Linked DNA regions of Homo sapiens: region 1 is linked to region 2. The links are chromatin loops, found by intact Hi-C in ENCODE. Cell type or tissue: CD14-positive monocyte. All regions are shown on one strand. Links, peaks and the distances in the headings refer to the core of each region. The heading gives the core; the rest is flanking DNA.

Evidence for each region. A loop is a pair of places that touch in the nucleus more often than their neighbours do. Peaks named below come from ENCODE experiments on the same cell type or tissue, not always from the same donor. Only the 100,000 strongest peaks of a DNase experiment are listed, where the experiment ranks them.
Region 1: a loop joins it to region 2, with 2.5 times the contacts of the local background. A loop is called at or near these places in 1 of 110 quality-filtered maps.

Annotation. Positions count from the first base shown.
Region 1 is chr19:7,537,485-7,548,983 of GRCh38, reverse strand. PNPLA6 (patatin like domain 6, lysophospholipase) reads right to left here. Exons shown (of 32, transcript NM_001166114.2): 4 at 8,926-9,066; 5 at 8,676-8,835; 6 at 8,274-8,354; 7 at 7,933-8,061; 8 at 7,550-7,630; 9 at 7,300-7,462; 10 at 6,917-7,000; 11 at 6,314-6,423; 12 at 6,056-6,223; 13 at 5,900-5,977. Among named protein-coding and RNA genes, the nearest start is that of PNPLA6, 7.5 kb to the right of the region's middle. In CD14-positive monocyte, for the core only: no CTCF peak of the experiment used is centred there; DNase peaks (open chromatin) are centred at 4,193 and 5,203; H3K4me3 peaks cover 1,179 bases; H3K27ac peaks cover 2,284 bases.
Region 2 is chr19:7,650,180-7,666,801 of GRCh38, reverse strand. It overlaps the pseudogene RPS27AP19. Among named protein-coding and RNA genes, the nearest start is that of RETN, 11 kb to the left of the region's middle. RefSeq lists an enhancer at 8,531-8,650. In CD14-positive monocyte, for the core only: CTCF peaks have their summits at 14,431 and 14,640 (motif pointing left); DNase peaks (open chromatin) are centred at 13,691 and 14,511; H3K27ac peaks cover 1,234 bases.

The DNA.
Region 1 (11,499 bases), core at 4,026-6,525, 110 kb after region 2:
AAAAGTACAAAAAATTAGCCAGGCGTGGTGGCGGGCGCCTGTAGTCCCAGCTACTTGGGAGTCTGAGGCAGGAAAATGGCGTGAACCCGGGAGGAGGAGCTTGCAGTGAGCCGAGATCGCGCCACTGCACTCCAGCCTGGGCGACTGAGCGAGACTCCGTCTCAAAAAAAAAAAAAAAAAAAGAAAAATTTTTTTACATAGATTATATATAGATGAGCAGCATCTCTCTCTCTATATATATATGTGTGTATATATATGTGTGTGTATATATATATATATGTTCCATATACCCAGGATTCAACCAACCTTGGATCTAAAATATTCAGGAAAAAAAAATTGCACCTGCGCAGACCATTTACAGACTATTTTCCCCGTTTTTCCCTAAATAATACAGTATAATGACTATTTACATAGCATTTACATTGTATTAGGTATTATAAGTAATCTCGAGATGATTTAAAGCAAGCTTGTCCACCCTGCTGCCCACGGGCTGCACGTGGCCCAGGATGGCTTCGAATTTGGCCCAACACAAATTCATAAACTTTGTTAAAACATTATGAGATTTTTTTTTTTTTTTTGCGATTTTTTTTCTTTTAGCTCATCAGCTATCTTTAGTGGGGTTTTTTGGTTTGTTGGTTTTGAGACGGTGTCTTGCTCTGTTGCCCAGGCTGGAGTGCAGTGATACAAACTCGGCTCACTGCAACCTCTGCCTCCAGAGTTCAAGTGATTCTCCTGCCTCAGCCTCCCAAGTAGCTGAGATTAAAGGTGCCTGCCACACGCCTGGCTAATTTTTGTATTTTTAGTAGAGACGGGGTTTCACCATGTTGGCCAGGCTGGTCTTGAACTCCTGACCTCAGTGATCCAACCGCCTTGGCCTCTCAAAGTGCTGGGATTACAGGTGTGTGCCACTATGCCCAGCTATAACTGTTAGTGTATTTTATGTGTGGTCCAAGACAATTCTTCCAATGTGGCCCAGGGAAGCCAAAAGATTGGACACCCCTGATTTAAAGTATACTGAAGGGGCTGGGTGTGGTGGCCCACAACTGTAATCCCAGAACTTTGAGAGGCCTAGGTGTGAAGATCGCTTGAGCCCAGGAGTTCAAGACCAGCCTGGGCAACATAGTGAAACCCTGTCTCTACAAAAAAAAAAAAAAAAAAAAAAAAAAAAAAAATTTTTAATTAGCCAGGCATGGTAGCATGTGTCTATAGTCCTGGCTACTCTGGAGGCTGAGGCAGGAGGATTGCTTGAGCCTAGATGTTTGAGGTTGCAGTGAGCTATGATAGCGTCACTACACTCCAGCCTAGGCTACAGTGCAAGACCCCGTCTCTAAAATAAATTAAAGGCCAAGTGCGGTGGCTCACGCCTGCAATCCCAGCATTTTGGGAGGCCAAGGCAGAAGGATCGCTTGATAGTTTCAGCCCAGGAGTTGGAGACCAGCCTGGGCAACATAGTGAGACCCCCGTCTCTAAAAAAAGTAAGAGTAAAATGGGCAAAAGATCTGAATAAAAACTTCTCCAAAGAAGATATACAAATGGCCAATAGGCACATAAAAAGCTGTTCAACGTCAAGTCATTAGAGAAATGCAAAGCAAAACCACAATGACATACTACACTTCACACCCACAAAGATGGCTAGAATTACAAAGGGTTAGAGAGAATGTAGAGAGACTGGAATTCACATACACTGTCAGTGGAAATGTAAAATGGTGCCGCTGCTTTGGAAAACAGTCTAGCAAAGAAACAAACAAACACACAGTGCTTAAAAAAATTAAAAATAGAGGCTGGCCATGGTGGCTCACATCTGTAATCCCAGCACTTTGGGAAGCTGAGGTGGATGGATCACTTGAGGTCAGGAGTTCAAGACCAGCCTGACCAATATGGTGAAACCGTGTTTCTACTAAAAATACAAAAATTAGCTGGGCGTGGCAGCGTGTGCCTGTAATCCCAGCTACTCAGGAGGCTGAGACAGGAGAACTGCTTGAACCTAGGAGGCAGAGGTTGCAGTGAGCTGAGATCGCGCCACTGCACTCCAGCCTGGGCGACATAGCGAGACTCCCTCTTAAAAAAAAAAAAAATTGAATTGGCTTATAACCCAGCAATTCAACTCCTAGGTATATACCCAAGAGAAATGAAAACATATGTCCAAGCACTTTGGGAGGCCAAGGTGGGAGGATCACTTGAGCCCAGGAGTTTAAGACCAGCCTGGGAAACATAGTGAGACCCCACCTTTAAAAAAATAAATAAAATATATGTCTACACAGAAGCCCTTACATAAGGCCGGGTGCAGTGGCTCATGCCTGTAATTCCAGCACTTTAGGAGGGTGAGGCAGGCGGATCACCTCAGGTCAGGAGTTCAAGACCATCCTGGCCAACATGGCGAAACCCTGTCTCTACTACAAATACAAAAATTAGGTGGGCATGGCCAGGTGCAGTGGCTTATGCCTGCCTCAGCTTCCCGTGTAGCTGGGACTACAGGCATGCGCCACCATGCCTGGCTAATTTTTTTTGTTTGTTTTTTGTAGAGACTGGGTTTTGCCATGATGCCCAGGCTGGTCTCGAACTCCTGGACTCAAGAGATCCTCCCGCCGCGGCCTTCCAAAGTGCTGGGATTACAGGCGTGAGCCACTGTGCCCAGCCTAAAGTATATACTTTAAATGGGTAAATTGTATAGTACATGAATTATAGCTCAATAAAACCATTACACCCCCCCAAAAAATATTGTTTCACTTGAGGCCCACTGACTTCCTTTTTTATTTCTTAGAGATCAACCTATTTCTTCCCACCACACAACATTTGCACAAGCTCTTCCTTCTGCCTAGAATGACCTTTCCTCCCACCTGCACCCAGTTTGTTCCTCCCCCTCCTTCCTTCTTAGGTCATGCCCTTAGAGGTGCCACCCTGTCTAAGCCAGACTTTGTAGTGCCAAGATCATTTCCTTTGTGACACTAAGCACTTATGATTTTACAAGAATTTGTGTAATCCTTTGAGTCATGTCTCTCAGAATACGGTGGGCTGCCCAAGGGCAGGGACCACTAAGGGTTTTCCCTGCCCACTTTTTTTTTTTTTTTTTTTTTGAGACAGGGTCTCACTCTGTTGCACAGGCTGGAGTGCAGGGGTGCGATCTCAGCTCACTGCAACCTGTCTCCTGGGTTCAAGTGATTCTCCTGCCTCAGGCTCCCGAGTAGCTGGGACTAGAGGCGCCCGCCATCGTGCCTGACTAATTTTTGAATTTTTAGTAGAAATGGGGTTTCACCATGTTGGCCAGGATGGTCTCGAACTCCTGACCTCAAGTGATCCTCTCACCTCGGCCTCCCAAGGTGCTGGGATTACAGGCGTGAGCCACCGTGCCCAGCCATTTTCCTGCCTCTTGTCCAGCCAGCAGCACACAGTTCGAGATGGGGCAAATGCTGGGTAAACACGTTTCTTTCTTCTTTGGGTAGCCTGACCAGCTAGAAACCTTCCTGTTCCATCCCTTTATAAATAAGGAACTGAAACCGCCCAGAAATGGAGAGATTCCTTCTTTATCCACCACACCAACCTGTCTGGTACCCAGTGAAGCTCCACCTGCCAAAACACTGCAGGGACCCCTGGGTGAGGCACAGTCCCAGGAGATATAAACACATGCTGGAACCTTCTAAGACAGAATTTCCAGACTGTGGCCAGGTGCCGAGGATCACGCCTGTAATCCCAGCACTTTGGGAGGCTGAGGCGAGTGGATCACTTGAGGCCAGGAGTTTGAGACCAGCCTGGCCGACATGGTGAAACCCCATCTCTAGTGCAACTACAAAAATTAGCCAGGCGTGGTGGCACGTGACTGTAGTCCCAGCTTCGAGGGAGGCTGAGGTGGGAGAATCACTTGAATCCGGGAGGCAGAGGTTGCAGTGAGCCAAGATCGCACCGCTGCGCTCCAGCCTGGGCGACAGAGCAAGACTCCGTCTCCGAAAAAAAAAAAAAGTTTCAAGGAGAAGCACAGGAGAGCACAGGGTCCCTAACAAAAGTCCTGCCAACGCAGAGAAGCTCTGAGGGGCTGCAGACCAGCGTGGTACACTGACAGGCCAGGGCTGGGTTGTGGCCAGCAGTCTCCCAGATAAGCAGGGCCCAGGGGCCCCCAAAGAAGCCACAGGGTAACCTTACTTCCTCAGCTATTCTAAGAACAGCTGGCAAAAGCCTTGACTTCCTCTCCAGAAAAGAGCCCATCCCTGCCATGGGTGGTTCAAGGGGACAGCAGAGTCACTGGGTCAAGTGACACAGCAACACTCCAGCCGGCTAACAGTGGGACCACAGCTCCCACCCCACCCCAACCCTGCCCCAGGCTTCTCTCCCCCAAGCCTGGGGCAGAGCTGGGGTCCCAGTGCCTATGACAGCTCACTGTCACCTCAAGCCCCCGCTCCCTATAAGCTGCTGCTAAACACCCTCCCTGACCACTTGTCACTCTTGCAAACCCCACACTGTGGATAATGGACTGTATGGTTCCGGCCTGCTGCTCTGTACATTTGAGCATCCCTGATCTCTACCCATCAGGTGTCAGGAACAGCACCCTGTGAAATCCTAACAATCAAAAATGTCTCAGTAGGCTGGGCACAGTGGTTCATGCCTGTAATCCCAGCTCTTTGGGAGGCCGAGGCAGGCGGATCACCTGAGGTCAGGAGTTTGAGACAAGGCTGGCCAACATGGCAAAACCCCATCTCTACTAAAAATATAAAAAGTAGCCAGGCGTGGTGGCACAACCCTGTAATCCCAGCTACTCGGGAGGCTGAGGCAGGAGAATTGCTTGAACCCAGGAGGCGGAGGTTGCAGTGAGCTGAGATTGTGCCACTGCACTCCAGCCTGGGTGACAACAGCAAGACTCTGTCTCAAAACAAAAAAAAAAAGGCCGGGCGCAGTGGCTCACGCCTGTAATCCCAGCACTTTGGAAGGCCTAGGCGGGCGGATCACGAGGTCAGGAGATCGAGACCACCCTGGCTAACACAGTGAAACCCCCTCTCTAGTAAAAATACAAAAAATTAGCCGGGCATGGTGGCAGGCGCCTGTAGTCCCAGCTACTCGGGAGGCTGAGGCAGGAGAATGGCGTGAACCCGGGAGGCGGAGCTTGCAGTGAGCCACCGTCACGCCACTGCAGCACTCCAGCCTGGGTGACAGAGCGAGACTCCGTCTCAAAAAAAAAAAAAAAGAAAAAAAAGAAGTCTTACTGGGGTTCTGCGAACTAGGCATCTCTTCTTTATTACCTCATTCCACTGATGAGGAAGCAGAGAACTTTCTAGATCATCTGCCACACTCTGGGGACAGAGTGTGGGTTTCAACTTTCCTCTTCTTCTTCCTCCTCCTCCTCCTACCCTGAGGCTTCCTGACTTTCAGCTGGTAGTCGGGTCACTAACCCTTGATGGGCCTCAGTTTCCCCATATGGACAGTGGACAGAATGGTAGGATACATTTTCCTACACATCCTGGGTGCCGCCACAAGGCCCTGAAACCCCGACCCAGGGCTGGTTCATGGCCTTCCGAGGCCAGATGGCGATTTGTAGCCATTTATTGAGCCCCTATCCTGGCAGCGGTCAGCATGAGAAGCAGACATGTTAGTGAATACTGCAGGATCAGAAGTTCAGAAAACAGAATTACAGGAAGAGCCAGGGCAGGCAGGAGAGATCTAGGAGTTGGAGTCCTAGGGCAAAAGGTTCAGGGGTCACAGGTGAAGGGTTGACAGGTCCAGAGGACATAGGGTGGGGTTAGGGGGTGGGGGTCACAGGACCCAAGGGTTAGAGGTTGGAAATGATAGGATGAGAGAGGTCTGCTTCTATGGGAGAAGGTGCTGGTCTTACAGTCAAAGGGCAGGGATCAGAGGTCACAGAAGTCATAGGGAATGATCTCAGGTGGCATGGTTACAGGTCAGGGGTCAGCCTCACCTGGTCTCCCTGGCGGGCAATGATGGTGCCAGCTTTGGCGTGGTGCAGCAAGACTCTGCTGTTCAGGAGGGAGGGGTCCTGGGGAGGTAGGGGGGTTGAGATGGGCGCAGCCAGGCCTCCCTTGCGCCCTGTGCCCAGCTCCCCTCGGCTGCCCACCTCAATCCGCATCAGCTTGGCCAGCTCCTGCTTTGCTGCCTCGAAGATGCTGCTGGTCTGGCGGCCCTGGTAGGGCCCGAAAGGGCAGCCACCAGTGGCCGACTCATCCTCACAGTAGCTGTATTCACAGGCGCCTGCCGGCTGCTCACGAGGCTCCTGAGTGGGGGTCTGAGTGGGGCAGGCTTGTGACCTCCTGATGCTCCCTCCCAGCCACCTTCCCCTGCGGGCTCCACCACCGGGCAGGGTCCCAAGCCTTACCCGAGCGGGGGCTGCCAGGGACCCCCCGGAGGCCTCTTCCTGCAGGGACACGGAGATCCGGCCACGCTCATAGGCCATGTCGAAGTCGGAGCGGGGGCCACCCTGCAAGCCTGCAGGCAGGCAGGGGGGCAACAAAAACCATAAAGATGAGAGTAAGATTTTTAAAAAATGAGCCAGGTGTAGTGGTGCAGGCCTGTAGTTCCAGCTATTTGGGAGGCTGGGGCTGGAGGATCACTTGAGCATAGGAGTTCGAGGCTGCAGTGAGCTATGACAGCACCACTGCACTCTAGCCTGGGAGACAGGTCTCAAAAGAAAAGAAAAAGATGAGAGTAACCACAGTTGCAGTCTGAGACCAATGGATACCAATGTGCCATGGGCCACTGCTGTAGCAGACATGACTAATCAACGCCTGCACTCTCCCTCTGAATCCCTCTTAACAGGTGGGAGAAGCACTATCTCAATGAATATCTACAAAACAGTGCCTGGGGAAGTACTGGCAGTGTTCCCATTTCGCAGATTAAAACAATCAAGACAGGCAGGCGGTGGACCTGGATTCAAACCTGGAAGCTCCATGGCCCTCCCCGCAGACCCAGTGCTCCAAACCTGAGATGTCCCCTGGCATGGAGACGCAGCGGCTCAGCAGAGGGGCCGAGGGGGTTTCCAGGGATGTGGGCTTCACAGGGTCCCCTGGGGGAGACACATGTTCAGGCTCCTGCCCCTCAGAGCCACTAGGAGGATTAGCAGGTTGGGAGATAAGGAGATGCTGGCGACTGATTAACTAGTTAAAGCAATTCCAATGGGCCCTTGGGGACGAGGCCACAGCTTCCTCGGTACCAGATAGGAGTCAGACCTGGGTACCCCGCTATGGAGTCCCTGTGGGGCTGGACAAGGTCAGGTTGACTCTATGCAGAACTGAAAAAGGGGCTGGCGGCTGAGACGGGGCTTCCTGGGAGATTGGGCTCGGCTGGCCTCGGGTCCCTGGGTACCTGTAGGTCCAGGCAGCGGGGCCCCGGTGGGATCGGGTGGCCGCCCTGGGGTCTCCCTGGGCTCGTCTGTAGCTGAGGTGCTGACCATTCTCTTGGAGCCCCGCACAGGGCTGGTGCGAGTTGGGAGGCCGGGGCTGGGGAACAGACGCAGGGGCTGGATCTCCTGGGGGCAGAGAACAGCTTGTGGCCTGTCCTGGGAGGGAGACCTCGCCCCCATCCCCCCTGTGCTCGCTCCCCGCCACCCACTCACGTGGCTGAAGAGCTCATTGGTCAGACCCAGGTAGTTGTGCAGTGCCAGGAAGGTGACTCGCTGCAGCCGCACCATGATGATCTGCAGGGCTCGAGGGGCGTGGCCATAAGATGGGGCGGGGTAAGGGGCAGGGCCAGATGGTGGGCCGGGCTAGTTCGCAGCATAAGGGGTCGGGCGGGAACCAGGGAGAGACCCACAGTCTGGGGAAATGGGGCGAGGCAGCTAAGGGAGGAGTCCGCGGCTGCAGACATCTGGCTGCTCCAGGCCGATAACCACAGCTCCAGCGCCTGCTGGCTGCTGGGCCTCGGTCCCTTGGAGCCTGGAATGGGTGGGGGCCAGGGTGGGGTCCCTCAGGGGGTGACAGGAGGCGAAGGCCCACTGACCTGCACGACCCGCACCAAGCTCTCCGGGTACTTGGTGAAGACCGCGGAGAATGCTTCCACCGGCAGGCGCAGCACCGTGGAGTCCCGGGCCGCCCGGGCAGACACGGTCCGCTGGGGATGCTGGTGACCCTGGGGGAGGGGAGGGCGTGAAGAGAGACAAGGGCAGAGGCTGCGAGTCCCCCTCGCTACTCCCCTAATCCTTCCTGGCGCCAGTCCCGTGAGGGGCCATCGGCAGCATAACGGATGAACCAGAGATTGGGGACCCTGTGATTTCCTTCAACCTAGTCCCTTGGGTGGGACCTTGCACCCCAGCCCCCCTGCCTCAGAAACTGGTCACTCACGGTGATGACATCCAGGATGCTGAGAAGGCTGTTGACGCTGTCCCCAGGAACCACTTCCTTCACCACACACTCCTTCCCGTCCTGAGACACAGGAGACCGTGGACCCTCAGTGGCCTCGCCCTGGTGACTGGCATGTCGCCCCCTCATCCATCCCAATGATCACTGACACTTCTCATCCCTTCTCAGGGGAACCCACCAACCCTTCCAACGAGCAGGCATCTCCCATCGTTCAATACTTGTAACTACTGAGCAACTACGCAGACTACCCCAAATGTCCTCGGTCACCCGTTCCCCTGACTCCCGATGACGCATCTCCAAAGACCACCAGCTCTACAGACCAATGCCTGCTGCCCATCCCCACCACCCATCCTCCTGCAGCAGCCCCTGGGGAGGCCCACTCACAGGCCCTGGCAGACAGAGCTCCAGCAGCCCGTCCTGCACCACGTAGATGCTGGCATCTGGCTGGCCCGGCCGGAAGACGTAGTCACCCTGGCCCAGCCGCTGGAAGACCATGTGGCGGCAGAGCTCCAGGAAGAGTGGCTTCTCGAAGTGGCCCAGCACCCTGTTGGACAGGCGGTGGGCGACAGAGGCTGGAGGTCAGGGCGGCCCCACGTCTGCAGCCCTCCACCCCCACCTGCACCCCAACACTGACCGGACGTTCTTGAGCATATAAAGCACTTCAGAGGGCAGATGGGAGTTAGCCAGGTCGCCCTCGGTCAGGTCAGCTTCTAGCACTGCGGGCGGGGGCTCCTTCCGCTGCAGCGTGGGCGTCTCTTTCTGGATGCGCAGGATCCTGGTGGGAGGGGAGGGGTGCCGGGGGTGAGGGGGGCACGGAGAAGGCTCAGGCAAACCTAAGACCCCCGCATACCCCTTTCCCCAGGGCTCATGTACAGCAAACTCTGGCCCGCTGGCCAAATCAGGCTGGCCACCTTTTTTTTTTTTTTTTTTTTTTTGAGACGAAGTTTTGCTCTTGTTTCCCAGGCTGGAGTGCAATGGTGCGATCTCGGCTCACTGCAACCTCCACCTCCAGGGTTCAAGCGATTCTCCTGCCTCAGCCTCCCTAGTAGCTGGGATTACAGGCATGTGCCACCACGCCCAGCTAATTTTGCATTTTTAGTAGAGATGGGGTTTCTCCATGTTGGGCAGGCTGGTCTCGAACTCCTGACCTCAGGTGATCCGCCCGACTCGGCCTCCCAAAGGCTGGGATTAAAGGTGTGAGCCACTGTGCCCTGCCTCAGGAGTCTCGCTCTTTTACCCAGGCTGGAGTGCAGTGGCGAAATCTCGGCCCACTGCAACCTCCACCTCCCAGGCTAAAGCGATTCTCCTGCCTCGGCCTCCCAAGTAGCTGGGACTACAGGTGGGTGCCACCACGCCCAGCTAATTTTTTGTATTTTTAGTAGAGATGAGGTTTCCCCATGTTGGCCAGGCTGGTCTCAAACTCCTGAACTCAAGTGATCCTCCCGCCTCAGCCTCCCAAAGTGCTAGGATTACAGGCGTGAGCCACTGCACCCGGCTGGCCACATTTATTTTGGTAAATAAAGTTTTATTGGTACAAAGCCACATTCATGTATTTGCATATCATTATGGCTGCTCCCATGCAGCAGAGTTGAAGAGTTGCAATGGGGACCATATGTGGCCAGCAAAGCCTGAAACATTTACTATCTGGCCCTTTATGGAAAAACCCTATGACCCCAGACCTAAAGTTCTCTGAGATGGCCCCTCCACTAGGCATAGGCCCCTGAGCTGAACCCTTTAGGAAGGCAGACCCCTGACATAGCTTCCAAGATAAGGGTAGGCCCAGAAATGGTACCTGTGTTTATCATGGGGGTCCTGAAACGGTCCTTCCAGTAGTCACAGAGTAGATTCCTGAGATAGTCCCCTTAACGTGAGTATGCCTTTGACATAGCTTCCAATATATGAGAAGACCGCAGATACAGTCTCTCTGTTCTACATAAACATTCCTGAGATAGACCTTCCTCCCAGTCTCAGAGAACCTTGAGACAGCCCCTCTGACAGCCACAGAGGTCCCTGAAGTAGCCCTCATTATAAGTGGAGAATCCAGATAGCCCCTCTGCTAATCGTGGACCTGGGAGAGCCCTTCCCCACAAGTCACAGTGATTGCTGAGAAAGACCCTCCGCTGGCAAAAGATCCCTGAGATAGACCTTGGAGGATGGGACCCTGAGTTAAACTCAGTGAAATCAAGAAATTCAGATATAATTCCTTTTTTGGCTGGGCGTGGTGGCTCATGCCTGTAATACCAGCACTTTGGGAGGCCGAGGTGGGAGGATTGCTTGAGGCCAGGAGTTCAAGACTAGCCCAGGCAACACAGTGAGACTCCCATCTCTACAAAAAAATTTAAAAATTAGCCAGGCATGGTGGTGCATGCCCATGGTCTCAGCTACTTAAGAGGCTGAGGCAGGAGAGATCTCTTGAGCCCAGGAGGTAAAGGCTGCAGTGAGCTGTGATTGTGCCACTGCACTCTAGCCTCAACAACAAAGTGTGATCCTGTCTCCAAAATAATAATAATAATTATAATTGTTATGATTATTCCTTTTTTGATCAGGGAGATCTTGGGCTAACTCTTCCCTAGGTCACAGAAAGCTCAGACAGCCCTCTGACAATCATGAAGATATCAGGGTAGTCCCTTAAGAGTGTGCAAACACTACAGACAGCTCCTGTGATGTGGAGAAACCTGAGGTATAGACCCTCAACTGATCATGGGGAACTTTGAGATAGTCCTTCTACTCAACTCACAGAAAGCCCTGCCATTGGCCGGGCTCAGTCGCTCATGCCTGTAATCCCAGCACTTTAGGAGGCCGAGGCGGACGGATCACAAGGTCAAGAGATCGAGACCATCCTGGCCAACATGGTGAAACCCCGTCTCTACTAAAAATGCAAAAATTAGCTGGGCATGGTGGTATGAGCCTGTAGTCCCAGCTACTCGGGAGGCTGAGGCAGGAGAATCTTTTGAACCGAGGAGGTGGAGGTTGCAGTGAGCCGAGATCGTGCCAGTGCACTCTAGCCTAGTGACAGAGCAAGACTCCATCTCAAAAACAAACAAACAAACAAACAAAAAAGAAAGGACTGCCATTGCAGGACTATTGATCATGGAGAGCCCTGCCCTGGTGTGAAGAAACCCTTGAGGCAGACCTCCAGGTAGACTACATGACGCACAGGGATCCCAGAGCCAGCACCCAACTTGCAAAGAGAGTTGGAGAGCCTTTC
Region 2 (16,622 bases), core at 13,388-15,887:
GGGTTTTCTTTCTTTTTTGAGATGGAGTCTCACTCTGTTGCCCTGGCTGGAGTGCAGTGGCACGATCTCGGCTCACTGCAAGCTCCGCCTCCCGGGTTCACTCCATTCTCCTGCCTCAGCCTCCCGAGTAGCTGGGACTATAGGCGCCCGCCACCATGCCCAGCTAATTTTTTTGTATTTTTAGTAGAGACGGGGTTTCACCATGTTAGCCAGGATGGTCTCGATCTCCTGACCTTGTGATCCGCCCGTCTCGGCCTCCCAAAGTGCTGGGATTACAGGTGTAAGCCACTGCGCCTGGCCGTCTTTTGTTAATTCATACAGTTATTTGTCTTCTGGTTTGTTGAAGCAGTAAGTCAGACAACATTTGCCACAATAATGTCTGTCAAAGTGGCTTGCCATAAACACTGCAGCACCACATTCATCAGAAGGGCAACCTCGACGAAGGTGACTAATTTTGCCATTCTCATCCACCTTATAATATTTCAGGACAGCCAGCTTCACCTTCTTTCTCTTGTGCTTATTCGTCTTGCAGGTAAGACTTCTTCTTCTGGCCGGGCTCAGTGGCTCAGGCCTGTAATCCCAGCACTTTGGGAGGCCGAGGCAGGTGGATCACGAGGTCAGGAGTTCAAGACCAGCCTGGCCAACATGGTGAAATCCTGTCTCTACTAAAAATACAAAAATTAGCTGGGCGTGGTGGCACGTGCCTGTAATCCCAGCTACTCGGGAGGCTGAGGCAGGAGAATTGCTTGAACTGGGACCCGGGAGGCAGAGGTTGCAGTGAGCCGAGATTGCACCACTGCACTCCAGCCTGAGCTACAGAGCGAGACTCCATCTCAAAAAAAATAAAAAAAAGACTTCTTCCTTTCCTTAGCACCACCACGAATTCTCAATACAAGATGAAGAGGAGACTCCTTTTGAATGTTGTAGTCAGACAGAGTACGCCCATCTTCCAGTGCTTGTCTTTGCTGATCAGGAGGAATTCTTTCTTTACCCTGGATCTTGGCCTTTACATTTTCTACCATATCTGAGGGTTCAGCCTCGAGGGTGGTGGTCTTCCCTGTAAGGGTTTTCAGGAAAATCTACATTTTGGTGGCGGCTCCACCACAGATGGCGGATCTAAAAGGTTTTTGTTTTTTGTTTTTTTGAGACAGAGTTTCGCTCTTGTCACCCAGGCTGGAGTGCAAGTGGCACGATCTTGGCTCACTGCAACCTCTGACTCCTGGGTTTAAGTGATTATCCTGCCTCGGCCTCCGAGTAGCCAGGATTACAGGCATGTGCCACCACCACACCTGGCTAATTTTTTTTTCTTTTGTATTTTTAGTAGAGATGGGGTTTTGCCATGTTGGCCAGGCTGGTCTCAAACTCCTGATCTGGAGTGATCCGCCTGCCTCGGCCTCCCAAAGTCCTGGGATTACAGGTGTGAGCCACTGTGCCTGGCCTGCTTCTGCCTTTTGGCTATTGTGAATAATGCTGCTCTGAACATAGATGTGCAAATATCTGTTTGCAGCTCCTGCTTTCAATTCTTCTGGGCGTATGTCCAGGAGTAGTGCTGCCTGATCATATGGTAATTCTATGTTTAACTTTTTGAGGCACTGCCAATTTTCACATTTTTAAACCATAGGGAAAAAAAAGTTGTTTTTTTTTTAAAAAAGACACAGTCTGGCTCTGTTTTCCACGCTGGAGTGCAATGGTGCAATCATAGCTCACTGCAGCCTCAAACTCCTGGGCTCAAGCAATCCCCCCCTCATCAGCCTCTTGAGTAGGTGGGACTACGGCATGTGTCACCACACCTAACTAATTTTTTTAATTTTTTTGTAGAGGTGGGGTCTCACTCTATTGCCCAGGCTGGTCTCAAACTCCTGGCCTCAAAAGATCCTGCCACCTTAGCTTCCCAAAGCACTGAGATTACAGGCATGAGCCACTGTGCCTAGCCAAAAAATATTTGTAATGTTTAGTGAAAATAGAAATCATATAAAATTCAAATTCATATAATTTTCATAAAAAGTCCATAAAGAAAATTTTCTTAAAACATTGTCAGCTGGGTGCGGTGGCTCATGCCTGTAATCACAGCACTTTGGGAGGCTAAGGCGGGTGGATCACCTGAGGTCAGGAGTTCAAGACCAGCCTGGCCAATGTGGTGAAACCCCATCACTACTTACAATACAAAATTAGCCGGGTGTGGTGGCACGCGACTGTAATCCCAGCTACTTGAGAGGCCGAGGCAGGAGAATTGCTTGAACCCGGGAGGTGGAGGTTGCAGTGAGTCAAGATGGTGCCCTTGCACTCCAGCCTGGGCAACAAGAGCGAAACTCTGTCTCAAAAAAAAAAAAAATTGCCAAGCTCAGTGGCAGGCACCTGTCATCCTAGCTACTTGAGAGACCAAAGCAGGAGGATTGTTTGAGCCCAGGAGTTTGAGGGCAGCCTGAGCAACATAGTGAGATCCTGTCCCTACAAACACACACACACAGTTTGCTACCCCCTTTTTTTTGAGAGGGAGACTCGCTCTTGTCACCCAGGCTGGAGTGCAGTGGCACGACCTTGGCTCACCGCAACCTCTGCCTCCCGGGTTAAAGCGATTCTCCTGCCTCAGCCTCCCGAGTAGCTGGGATTATAGGCAGGTGCGCCACCATGTCCGGCTAATTTTTGTATTTTTAGTAGAGATGGGATTTCGCCATGTTAGCCAGGCTGGCTTCGATCTCCTGATCTCAAGTGATCCGCCCGCCTTGGCCTCCCAGAGTGCTGAGACTATAGGCATGAGCCACTGCACCTGGCCCCATTTTTTAATATATCATCAGTGACTGCTATCACATGTCCATGGCAGAGCTCAGCAGCTGTAGAGTGGTTGGACAGTAGGGCCCCCAAAGCTGAGAATGTTTACTATCTGACTCGTTACAGAAAACATTTTTTTGTACCCCTGGTATGTGGTGATGAGTGAGAATGAGACAACTGTCCATGGATTACAGCTACACCCAACCATGTGGCTGATTCTCACGAACATATGTTAGCATAGAAGCCAGACCCCAAAAAGAACATACCATACAAATCCATTTATTAAAAAAAAAGGGGGCCGGGCGCGGTGGCTCCTGCCTGTAATCCCAGCACTTTGGGAGGCCAAGGCAGGCGGATCACAAGGTCAGGAGATCAAGACCATCCTGGCTAACACGGTGAAACCCCATCTCTACTAAAAATCCAAAAAAATTAGCCGGGCGTGGTGGCAGGCACCTGCAGTCCCAGCTCCTCGGGAGGCTGAGGCAGGAGAACGGTGTGAACCCGGGAGGCGGAGCTTGCAGTGAGCCGAGATGGCGCCACTGCACTCCAGCCTGGGCGACAGAGCAAGACTCCGTCTCAAAAAAAAAAAAAAATACCTAAAAATACAAAAATTAGCCAGGTGTAGCGGCAGGTGCCTGTAATCCCAGCTACTCGGGATGCTGAGGGAGGAGAATCGCTTGAACCAAGAGGTGGAGGTTGCAGTGAGCTGAAATCATGCTACTGCACTCCAGCCTGGGCAACAGAGAGAGACTCCGTCTCACAATAATGATAATAATAATAAATGAAATACAAACAAAACTAATTTATGCTGTCGGAAATGACGATGGAAGAGTCCTGGGGAATCAGAGATAGTGGTGATAAAAGCATACCAGGAAGGCCCCTAGTGAGGGGGGAATTTTGTAAAAGTTTTCAGCTGTAACTCTCATTTGCACAATTTTCTCTATGTATTTATATTTCAATCAACATGATGCATGTGTATTAAAGCCCTGTGTAAATGCAACGGTGCACACAGGTTCAAAGCGCAGGCAATATTTATTGAGCAACTATTATGTTCCATATGCTGTGTTAAACACCATGCATACACTAAGAAGCAGAGGGATGCTGCCCTTGCCCGGGACGAGTTGGCCCTTGTCAGTCAGGGAAAGGCAGACACCAACAGAACAGCAATAAAAAGGCCGGGCAATGGGCCAGGCGCGGTGGCTCATGCTTGTAATCCCAGCCTTTTGGGAGGCCGAGGCGGGTGGATCACCTGAGGTCGGGAGTTCGAGACCAGCGTGACCAACATGGAGAAACCCCTTTTCTACTAAAAACACAAAATTAGCCAGGCGTGGTGGCACACCAGGTGGGTAGCTGTAATCCTAGTTACTCGGGAGGCTGAGGCAGGAGAATTGCTTGAACCCGGGAGGCGGAGGTTGTGGTGAGCCAAGGTTGTGCCATTGCTTTCCAGCCTGGGCAACAAAAAGCAAAACTCCATCTCAAAAAAAAAAAAAAAAGTCCGGGCGCCATGGCTCACACCTGTAATCCCAGTGCTTTAGGAGACCGAGGTGGGTGGATCACTTGAGCCCAGGAGTTCAAGACCAGCCTGGCCAACACAGTGAGACCCTCCCTCTGTACAAAACGTAAGAAAACATTAGGCAGGGATGGTGGTGGCTTCCTGTAGTCCCAGCTACTCAGGAGGCTGAGACAGAAGTACCGCTTGAGTCCAGGAGTTGGAGACTGCAGTGAGCTATGATCGCACCACTGCACTCCAGCCTGGACAACAGAGCAAGACCCCATCTCTAAAAAAAAGAAAACAAAAAAACAACAACAAAAAACACCAATAGAATGCTCAATCAGCCATCAGCCTCAAGGACCCTTCCATCTCCCAAGGAGAGGAACCCTTTTCCGTGAGAACCTCTGACCTAAAAATCAACCCCACATGGGGGAATCCAGAAAGTATTTTGGGGGGAGGAAAAGATGTTTGAAGGGAGGGTGGAGGATGCAGAAGGGTTAACCAGGAGAGGCAGTTAGGGAGGGCCTTCTGGGTGGAGGGAGAGGACTGCATGTTCCAAGGACCTGAGGCAGAATGGAGTGTGTGTATTTAGAGGAACTGAAAGCAAATTTGTGGGACAGGGGATCTAGAGGGGAAAAGTGAATTCCACAGGCTCCCTGTCTCTTCTGGTCCTAGCAGGAACTTTCAAGTCCGTTTTTGTCCAGATATTTCCCCATGCTCAAGTCCCAGCTCATCCTGCCTCCTTGAAGACATGACTTCTGTCTCTTCTTGAGCTACTCTTTGACACACCCTGGACAAAGGGTAGCTTGAAAAGAGACAGAAACCATGTTATTGCCAGGTGCAGTGGCTCACGCCTGTCATCCTTGTGCTTTGGGAGGCTGAGGCAGGAGGATCGCTTGAGGCCAGGAGCTTGAGACCAGCCTGGACAACATAACAAGACCCCATCTCTACAAAGATAAAAGGGAAAAAGCCGGGCGCAGTGGTTCACGCCTGTAATCCCAGCACTTTGGGAGGCCAAGGTGGGCAGATCACCTGAGGTCAGGAGTTCGAGACCAGCCTGGCCAACATGGCGAAACCCCGTCTCTACTAAAAATACAAAAATTAGATGGGCGTGGTGGCGGGCACCTGTAATCCCAGCTACTCGGGAGGCTGAGGCAGGAAAATCACTTGAACCCAGGAGGTGGAGGTTGCAGTGAGCTGAGATTGCACCACTGCACTCCAGCCTGGGCGACAGAGTGAGCCTTGGTCTCAATCAATCAATCAATCAATCAATGGAAAAAAATTAGCTGGGTGTGGTGGTCCATGCTGGTAGTCCCAGCTACTGAGGAGGCTGGGGTGTGAGGATCACTTGAGCCCAGGAAGGCTGAGACTGCAATGAGCTATGATGGCATCACTGCACTCCAGCCTGGACAACAAAGCAAGATCCCGTCTCAAAAAAAAAGAAGAAAAAGAAAAATCATTTTTTGAGAGCTCTGATTTTCAAACCCTTTGTTCTCAGAACTCTTCGGGTAAAACCTTTTGAACGACACAAAAGGAGTGGGCAGCTGTGATGACAGATTGAGGAGAAAGCAGGGTAGGCATGGAACCTCTAGGGTTCCCTAGGGACCCAGTTTGAAAACTCTTGGTTCAGTAGCAGGAAAAGGCAATATGCCCCTTAATTCTCTTCTAAAACATAAAATCCTTTAACTTCCTCTGATTTCTACCAGTAAAACTGAGCTCTACTGACCTCAATTTTGTACCAAATGCTATCTAATAAAATCCCAGAAACAGTGATTTTTGAAAAATCCATTTTGTTGATGTGTAATTTACATACAGTAGAATGTGCCTATCTTATGTGTTTGGTTTCATGCATTGTTTTTCTTTTTCAACTTTTTAAATTTTTTTTTTTTTTTGAGACAGGGTCTCACTCTGTTGCCCAGGTTGGCGTGCAGTGGCACAATCTCGGCTCACTGCAACCTTCGCCTCTCGGGTTCAAGCAATTCTCCTGCCTCAGCCTCCTGAGTAGGTGGGACCACAGGCACGCGCCACTACACCCAGCTAATTTTTGTATTTTTAGTAGAGACAGGGTTTCTCCATGTTGGCCAGGTTGGTCTCGAACTCTTGACCTCAAGTGATCCACCCACTTCGGCCTCCCAAAGTGCTGGGACCACAGGCACACACCACCACGCCCAACTAATTTTTGTATTTTTCATAGAGATGGGGTTTCACCATGTTGCCCAGGCTGGTCTCAAACTCCTGGCCTCAAGTGATCTGCCTGCCTTGGCCTCCCAAAGTGCTGGAATTACAGGCATAAGCCACCATGGCCAGCCCTCTTTATCAACTTTTATTTATTTTTTCATTTTTTTGAGACGGAGTCTCGCTCTGTTGCCCAAACTGGAGTGCAGCGGTGCGACCTCAGCTCACTGCAACCTCCGCCTCCCGGGTTCAAGCGATTCTCCTGCATCAGCCTCCCAAGTAGCTGGGATTACAGGTGCCCGCCACCACGCCCATCTAATTTTTGTATTTTTAGTGGAGACGGGGTTTCACCATGTTGCCCAGGCTGGTCTCGAACTCCTGGCCTCAAAGCGACCTGCCCGCCTTGGCCTCCCAAAGTGCTGGGATTACAGTTGTGAGCCGCCGCGCCCGGGACCCTCTTTATCAACTTTTATTTTAGATTCAGGGGATACCTGTGCCAGTCTCCTACCTGAGTATATTGCATGATGCTGAGGTTTGGGGTATGAGCGACTCTGTCACCCAGATGGTGAGCACAGCACTCAACAGTTAGATTTTCAACCCTCATGCCCCTTTTCCTCACCCCTCCCTGGCAATCCCCACTGTTCATTATTGCCACCTTTATGTCCATGAGTACCTGAAGTTTAGATCCCACTTATAAGTGAGAACAGGCAGTCTTTGGTCTGCTGTTACTGAGTTTGATGCATTTTGACAAATGTGTCTACCTGCCTGCTGCACGTTTTGGTTTTCCCAAGAATTATTTTCTAAAAATCAGTTTTTATTAAGGTGGCATTTATATACACTAAAATTCTGCACACGATCTTGTAACCATCACCACCAAATACGTATTTATTTATTTATTATTATTTTTTAGAGATGGCGTCTCACTCTGTCTCGATCTCCCACGCCGGGGTGCAGTGGTGCCATCAGAGCTCACTGCATCCTCCAACTCCTGGGCTCAAGCGATCCTCCTGCCTCAGCCTCCTGAGTAGCTAGGACTACAGGCACCCACCACCACCCACAGTTAATTGAAAAAATTGATTCTTCTTTGTAGAGACAGGGTCTCATATGTTGCCAGGATCCTTGGTCTTTGACCTCCCAAAGTGCAGAGATTACAGGCATGCACCACTAATGCCGGGCCAAATACTTGTAATTTAAATTATCGCTGGGCTGGGCACGGTGGCTCACGCCTGTAACCCAGCACTTTGGGAGGCCGAGGGGGGAAGTTCACCTGAGGTCAGGAGTTCCAGACCAGCCTGGCCAACATGCTGAAACCCTGTCTCAACTAAAAATACAAAAATCAGCCGGACATTGTGGCAGACGCCTGTAATCCCAGCTAATCGGGAGGCTAAGACAGGAGAATCGCTTGAACCCGGGAGGCAGAGGTTGCAGTGAGCCGAGATCGCACCATTGTGCTCCAACCTGGGCAACAAGAGCGAAACTCCATCTCAAAAAATAATAATAAAATAAATTATAGTTGGAAAAAAGGGGTTTCCTAAAGACCCAAGGGAAATGGCCTCTTTGTTCCTGAAGCCACAGAGAGGATTTTTCTGCTCCCCACAACTAGTTTTCCTTGTGAAAATTCATAATTGCTACCAGCTTGTTCTCCTCTCTGTCACTATACATCTGTCCTTGAAGCCTTATTTGAACAAAGAGTTCTGGTATCACTCGGATGCCTAGAAACTGTTGCCGTTCTGTGAAACCGACCACCAGAGGAAACCCATGCTTCTCATTGGCTGCCTTACTAAGATGGTGACTTGTTGCCCTGGTGACAAGTTGCAATGACAGGTGGCTCTGCCAAATCAGAACACAGTGATACTTGCTTCCCCTCCCGGGTGAAGGATGGAAAATAAAAGTAAAAGCCTTGGCGGCTGTCAGGCTTCTTTACCAAAGAGCTGGAGAGCACTCCTTGGCCCCATTTATGCAAACACTTCCCATCTACAGATGATCCAGCTTCGGAGTGGGAGTCTAAGCAGCTGCCAGGACCACCGCTTGGCAGAGGACAGGCTGGGGGCTCTGGCATGACCTGCTGGGGCCAGGCTGTGACTTGGAGCAAGAGGTAGCAAGAACCTCGAGGCAGTGAACATCAAAAGAGAGATTTCCGGGGCTAAACACCCTAGGTTTTTCCTTCCTCCTGAACCCTAACCCTAACCCTCTCGGCTCACTGCAACCTCCACCTCCCGAGTGCAAGCAATTCTCATGCCTCAGCCTCCCGAGTAGCTGGGATCACAGGCGTGCGCCACCACGCCCGGCTAACTTTGTATTTTTATTAGAGACGGGGGTTTCTCCACGTTGGTCAGGCTGGTGTCAAACTCTCGAACTCAGGTGATCTGCCCGCCTTGGCCTCCAAAAGTGCTGGGATTACAGGCGTGCGCCACCGTGCCCAGCTTATTTTTGTATTTTTAGTAGAGGTGGGGTTTCACCCTGTTGGCCAGGCTGGTCTTGAACTCCTGAACTCAAGTGATCTGCCTGCCTCAGCCTGCCAAAATGCTGGGGTTACAGGCGCCAGGCCAAGTATCTTATTTTAAAAGGTTACAAAGAATATAGATGTGGATAAAATAAAAGTTTCTTTGCATTACCACTTTCCTGCAAGAAATGAGGGGGAGGGGCTTATGAAACAACTCACACCCCCCCAATTGAGGAACTGTAGATGAAAGGGAAGGTGCTGACAGGCCCGTCTGGCCACGGTTTCCTGGAATAAAACTGAGCCACACACCTCCACAAATCCCCAGCCTCCGGCAAGTACCCCAGAAGTACTCACACTCCACCACCTTCTGTGATCGCAACAGCCCTACGCAACATTACAGAGGGCAAAACCCACGCTGGGGAAGGCGGGGCTACTGTCAAAAGGTCACCAGGGCCAGGCACAGTGGCTCACGCCTATAATCCCAGCTCCTTGGGAGACCAAGGCAGGAGGATCCGTTGAGCTCAAGAGTTTGAGTTCAGCCTGGGCAACACAGGAAAACCCCCGTCTTTACAAAAACTTTTTAAAAATTAGCTGGGTGTGGTGGCATGCCCGTGTAATCCCAGCCACTACTTAGGAGGCCGAAGGGGGAGGATCTATTGCTTCAGCCCGGGAGTTTGTGGCTGCAGTGAGCTATGATTGCACCACTGCACTCCAGCCTAAGTGACAGACAGAGACTCTTAAAAAAAAAAAAAAAAGGGCAGGGCACGGTGGCTTATGTCTGTAATCCTAGCACTTTGGGAGGCCGAGGCGGGCAGATCATCTGGCGTCAGGAGTTCGAGGCCAACCTGGCCAATATGGTGAAACCCTGTCTCTACCAAAAGTACAAAACTTAGCTGGGTGTGATGGTGGGCACCTGTAATCCCAGCTACTCGGGAGGCTGAGGTGGGAGAATCGCTTGAATCTGGGAGGTGGAGTTTGCAGTGAGCCAAGATTGCGCCACTGCACTCCAGCCTGGGTGACAGAATGAGACTCTGTCTCAAAAAAAAAAAAAAAAAGTGGGGCACCTATATTCCCAGCACTTTGGGAAGCTGAGGCAGGAGGATGGCTTGAGGCCAAAAATTCAAAACCCGGCCTGGGCAACATAGCAAGACCCCATCTCTATGAAAAAAAAAAAAAAAAAGTCACCAGGCCAGCTAGCCTAGATTTCAGAGCCAGAATTTGTCTGATGCCATTGTCTTTACTTTTTCTTTTTCTTTTTTTTTTTTTTGAGACAGAGTCTCACTCTGTCACCCAAGCTGCAGGGCAGTGGGACAATCTCAGCTCACTGCAACCTCTGCCTCCCAGGCTCAAGCGATTCTCCTGCCTCAGCCTCCTGAGTAGCTGGGATTACAGACATCCACCACCATTTCCAGCTAATTTTTGTATTTTTAGTAGAGGTGAGGTTTCACCTTTTTGGTCAGGCTGGTCTCCAACTCCCAAGCTCAGGTGATCTGCCCACCTCAGCCTCCCAAAGTGCTGGGATTACAGTTGCGAGCCACCACGCCTGGACTGCTCTTCATTCTTTTTTCAGAACTTTCCCAGCTGCCAACAGAGACAGAAACTGAATCATCTCAGAAGTGAATGAAGGAGGCTGAGGGCGGGTGGACTGCTTGATTAGGAGTTCGAGATTTGCCTAGGCAACATGGAAAAAGCCTGTCTCTGCTAAAAATACAAAAATTAGCCGGGCGTGGTGGCACATGCCTGTAATGCCAGCTGCTTGGGAGGCTGAGGCAGGAGAATCACTTGAACCCGGGAGGCAGAGGCTGCAGCGAGCCGAGATCGCGCCACTGCACTCCAGCCTAGGTAACAGGGCGAGACTCCGCCTCAAAAAAAAAAGAAGGGAATGAAGGACACCCAAAATGGAGCCTCTGTCTGCCAGGGCTTTGCTATCCTGGCCTGCCTATCCCAGCCCTGGACACCTCATCTCTGATCCCACCAGAGCGGAACCTTCCCATTCGCAGGGCCATTTCCTTACCCAGAAACCTTTTCACAATGTTCTTGGCAGCAGCTGTTGGTCAACTGTGTTTTAAGGTTTTTGAGCAACTTTACAGAAAATAAAAGGGAAGCTACCCTCAATGTCTGGGTCTCCCCCTGGGTGGCCTCTCTTTGTCACCTTACTCATTTCCACGAGATTTCCTTGCTTCGTTGAGTTACATCACCTCCTTTTCCTGTCTGGGTCCAGGACGCCTCCTCTGCAGGTCTCCAGCACTGATTCCTTTGTCCCCGATTTCTCTGCTAGGGTCGCTGGCTTCACCATCCCACCACCACTGCTGCTGGCCCAGCCCGCAGCTTTAATTTCTCTGGACCCTCACGTTTTTGTTATTTGTGTTTTTTTTGGAGATGAGGTCTTGCTCTGTCACCCAGGCTGGAGTGCAGTGGTGCAATCACAGCTCACTGTAGCCTCCACCTCCCAGACTCAAGTGATCTTCCTGCCTCAGCCTCCCAAGTAGCTGGGTGTGTGCCACCAGGTGCAGCTACATTTTTTGTAGAGGCAGGGGTCTTGCTATATTGCCCAGGCTGGTCTCAAACTCCCAGCTTTAGATGATCCTTTCACCTCGGCCTCCCAGAGTGCTGGGATTACCAGCATGAGCCACTGCACCCGTCCTCTCATGTATTTTTTATTAATCGATTTATCTATTTACTTATTTTGAGACAGAGTCTTGCTGTACCACCCAGGCTGGAGTGCAGTGGCATGATCTCGGCCCACTGCAACCTCCACTCCCTGGGTTCAAGTGATTCTCCTGCCTCAGCCTCCCGAGTAGCTGGGATTACAGGTGCCCGCCACCATGCCTGGCTAATTTTTGTATTTTTAGTAGTGACGAGGTTTCACCGTGTTGGCCAGGCTGGTCTCGAATTCCTGACCTCAGGTGATCCACCCAACTCGGCCTCCCAAAGTGCTGGGATTACAGGCGTGAGCCACCGCACTCGGCCTCCCTCATGTATTTTTAAGCGGAACAGGTTCAAGATCACAAATGTTTTCCTCTCACTCTTTCAATGAGTTTCTATTCTAGAATCTCCTGCACGCCACAGGAAGGAGAACTCTCACCCTGTAATGCACATAAATACATGAGATCACCATTGTTCTCACCCAGTAATCAGAATCGTTAGTGATAATTAGTAATAAATTTATTTTTACTATATCTAATAAATTAGATAGTAATTACTATGGCAGCCAATCGTTCCTGGGTGCTCCCTAGATGCTTCCAAGGGAGCCACACGTGACCCTCAGGGCTGTGCCCATTCCAGGCTCTTCTGCTGAGCTCATGTAACCGCTTGCCTCAAGGCATTCCACAAATAATACATAAGTCAATGTATCACGTTGTCACTTTCTGTACAAACCAGCTAGTTCCGGAGGGAAGCAGAAAGCCTTTTTCAGAAGAACCACAGCTAATTCCAGTAGCAGGAATGATAAAGTTGGACATAATCCTCAAGAGAGTAATGAATCAAAAATGGATGGCGGGCCAGGCACGGTGGCTGATGCCTGTAATCCCAGCACTTTAGGAGGATGAGGCAGGTGAATCATTTGAGGTCAGGAGTTCAAGACCAGCTTGGCCACCATGGTGAGACCCCGTCTCTACTAAAAATACAAAAATTAGCCTGGCATGGTGGCTCATGCTTGTAGTCCCAGCTTCTTGGGAGGCTGAGGCAGGAGAATTGATTGAACCCTGGAGGTGGAGATTGCAGTGAGCCAAGATTGCATCACTGCACTCCAGCCTGGGCAACAAGAGCGAAACTCTATCTCAAAAACAAACAAACAAACAATAACAACAACAAAATTGATGGCTGCTAATGACTTTTTTTCTTTTCTTTCCTTTTTTATTTTTATTTTTTATGAGACAGGGTCTCACTCTATCGCCCAAACTGGAGTGCAGTGCCGAGATCATAACTCAGTGCAGCCTCAACCTCTTGGACTCAAGTGATCTTCCCACCTCAGCCTCCCATGTAGCTGGGACTACAAGCAATTGCTGCCACATCTGGCTAATTATTTTATTTTGTTGTATTTTATTTATTTATTTTTTGAGACAGAGTCTTACTCTGTCACCCAGGCTGGAGTGCAATGGCATGATCTCAGCTCACTGCAACCTCCGCCTCCTGGATTCAAGTTATTCTCCTACCTCAGCTTCCTGAGTAGCTGGGATAACAGGTGTGCACCACCACGCCTGGTTAATTTTTGGTTTTTTGGTAGAGACGGGGTTTCATCATGTTGGCCAGGCTGGTCTTGAACTCCTGACCTCAAGTGATCCGCCCATCTCAGCCTCCCAAAGTGCTGGGATTACAGGTATGAGCCACCGTGCCCGGTCTTTATTTTATTTTTAGTAGAGACAGGGTTTTGCTATGTTGCCCAGGCTGGTCTCAAACTCCTGGGCCTAAGTGATCCTCCTGCCTTGGCCTCCCAAAGTGCTGGGAACTACAGGCGTGAGCCACTGGGCCCAGCTCCTGTTAACATCTTTATGTGGAGAGTTACTGGGGACCAGGGACATTCCCCAAACCCACCCATCAATCGTAGTGACATGACGTTATGGACCCCCTGATGTGATGTACCAGGAAGTACCCGGCCCTACCAGCATGATATTATTCTGGCTGCAACTGACCCTTATTCCAATAGAGCATGTGGTTCTAAGCCATTTATAGGGTAAACATTGGGGCAGGGATGGGGAGAGAGGAAGCAACCTGCCAAATCCAGAATGAGGATCATTCCTCGGTACCAGAAGAGAACCAGAAAGAAAGCACCCTAAGTGGGGATACCACAAGGAAGTAAAGCAGGGGCCTCTCCCAGCTGGGGAAGGGAAGGAGGAAGGAGTACAATAGCTTGCAAGGCACAGCATTGCGGATGATGGGAATAGCAGGTGCAAAGGTTCTGGGGCAGGGACAGTGTGGTGTGTTTGAAGAACAGCAGCCAGGTTCACCATGAGATGGGAAATGGACTTGGGGGAAGGGATCTCAAAGGATAATTTTTTTTTTTTTTTTGAGACAGGGTTTCGCTCTTGTTGCCCAGGCTGGAGTGCAGTGGCATGATGGCTCACTGCAACCTCTGCCTTCCGGTTTCAAGCGATTCTCCTGCCTCAGCCTCCCGAGTAGCTGGGATTACAGGCGCCCACCACCACGCCCGGCTAATTTTTGTATTTTTAGTAGAGACAGGGTTTCACCATGTTGGCTAGACTGGTCTTGAACTCCTGACCTCGTGATCCGCCCGCCTCGGCCTCCCAAAGTGCTGGGATTACAGACGTGAGCCACCGCGCCCGGCCCCCCAACTTTTTTTTTGTTTTTAACACAACTTCTCGCTTTCTCACCCAGGCTGGAGGGCAGAGGCACAATCATAGCTCACTGCAGCCTCGAACTCCTAGGCTCCAGCGATCCTCACAGGAGGGTTTTGAGGATCTGCATAAAGCGTGCAGAGGGAGCTTGACTTCGTGCTCGTTAGGACCCGATATTGTCAGCTGCCGCCGCCCACAGGGACACATAAATATTTGTAGACTCAATATTTGCCTTTAGTGTGAAGACATTGCATCACCTGGGTATAAGTAAGGAGCAGAGGCAGAGGCGGTTTAAGCAACAGACTTTTGTCTCCGCTGAGAACCACGGAATAACCCCTGACCTACTTCCCCGTCGTGTCTAATTCGGGTCACCTCATCTCCAGTTACAGACGCGGAAGATCAAAGAAACCGGGAAATTGCGCCGCAGCGCCCCCTGGCGTTCGCAGCGCGTGCCTACACAAGCCACTCCCGGCGCAAAACTGCGGCTTCCCAGGAAATTGAGTTTAAATGTTTTTTTTTCTTTTTTCTTAATCTAGAAAAGATCATTTATTGTATCAAGTAACTACCCAGTTAGGCGTGAATACATTTTAAAATTTTTATTAAAACGAGTATTGGCCGGGCGCGGTGGCTCACTCCTGTAATCCCAGCACTTTGGGAGGCCAAGGCAGGTGGATCACGGCGTCAGGAGTTCGAGACCATCCCGGCCAACATGGTGAAACCCCGTCTCTACTAAAAATACAAAAATTAGCTGGGCGTGGTGGCACGCACCTGTAGTCCCAGCTACTCGGGAGGCTGAGACAGAAGAATCGGTTGAACCGGGGAGGCGGAGGTTGCAGTGAGCTGAGATCATGCCACTGCACTCCAGCCTGGGCGACGGAGCGAGACTCCATCTCCAAAAAATAAATAAATAAATAAATATAATATAATATAAAATAAAATAAAAAGAGTATTGTAGAGATTGGCTGGGCACAGTGGCTCACACCTCTAATTCCTGCATTTTGGGAGGCTGAGGTGGGAGGTCTTCAGCCCAGGAGTTAGAGACCAGCCTGGCCAACATGGCAAAACCCCATCTCTACTAAAAGTACAAAAATTCGCTGGGCATGGTGTCGCACGTCTGTGATCCCAGCTTTTTGGGAGGCTGAGGCAGGAGAATCGCTTGAACCCAGGAGGCAGAGGTTACAGTGAATCGAGATCGCACCACTGCACTCCAGCCTGGGCAACAGAGTGAGACCTTGTCTCAAAAATACATATATTTAGGAATTTGCTATGTTGCCCAGGCTGGCCTCAAACTCCTGGCCTCAAGCAATCCTCCCACCTCGCCCTCCCAAAGTGCTGGGATTGCAGGCGTGAGCCACTGTGCCCGACCTTGAGCTTAAGTTTTAAACATTAAAACCACCTCCCTCCCACTCCCTGCACCTCCCGTAAGTTAAAACGCGTCCCTGCTGAGGCCCTGCAAAGGCATATCCAGGGCAGGCGGACCCCAGGGGTCCACAGCCGACCCACTTTCTTCCCCACACCTCATCCCCTTCACAACTCTCCTCATCCATCTCCCTGCCCTGGTGGGAGATTCCGATAAATCCTAATTGTGGAACTGCTGAATCAGAGGGGGCTGCATTTTCCTTAGCCCCCACCTGCAAATTGTGTGTGCAGTTTTTCTGGGATGAGTGTCCTTAGATTTCCCTGAATTCTCAAAAGGATCTGTGACCTCAAAATCAGGAGAGAGGCCGGGCACGGTGGCTCACGCCTGTCATCCCAGTACTTTGGGAGGCCGAGGTGGGCAGATCGCTTGAGCCCAGGAGACCAGCCTGGGCAACATAGCCAGACCCAGTCTCTACAAAAAATTAAAAGATTAACTGGGCTTGGTGATGTGCACTCATGGTCCCAGCTACTCAGGAGGCTGAGGTGGGAGGATCGCTTGAGCACAGGCGGTAAGAGAGGCTCTACCTCTGAAGAGGATGCTTCCCCACCCTCTGCCCCCTCCCCAGGCACCCACTCCAGCAGTGAGAATTTCACTGCCAACATGAGACATGGGTCCCTACCTGTCCCAACTCAGACCCTGTCTATGATGTCCTATGGCCTCAGCAGGGACCAAAACCCTCACCATGGCCTCACCAGAACCTCCACGTGGTTCTCAGATTGGGTTGCAGGTCAGTACCCTCCCCTCCAGCTCCTCAGGGGCCTCCTGCATTCTCTGGCCTTGGCTTCTGCTCTGCCCTCCCCTCCCTTCCCTTCGCCCCCTTCATTTTCATTCTCTATGCAAATGCTGCCTCCTCTAGGAAGCCTTCCCTGATTGCCCCCAGTCTGGGTGGATTAGATGTGATATGGGCTCCCACAGCCCCTTTTGCCTCAGATTACTCATGTGGCTGGCTGTATATCTGTGCCCCAGAGAGGTTTCTTTTCCTTTTTCTTTTTTTTTTTTTTTTTTGAGATAGGGTGTCACCTTGCCACC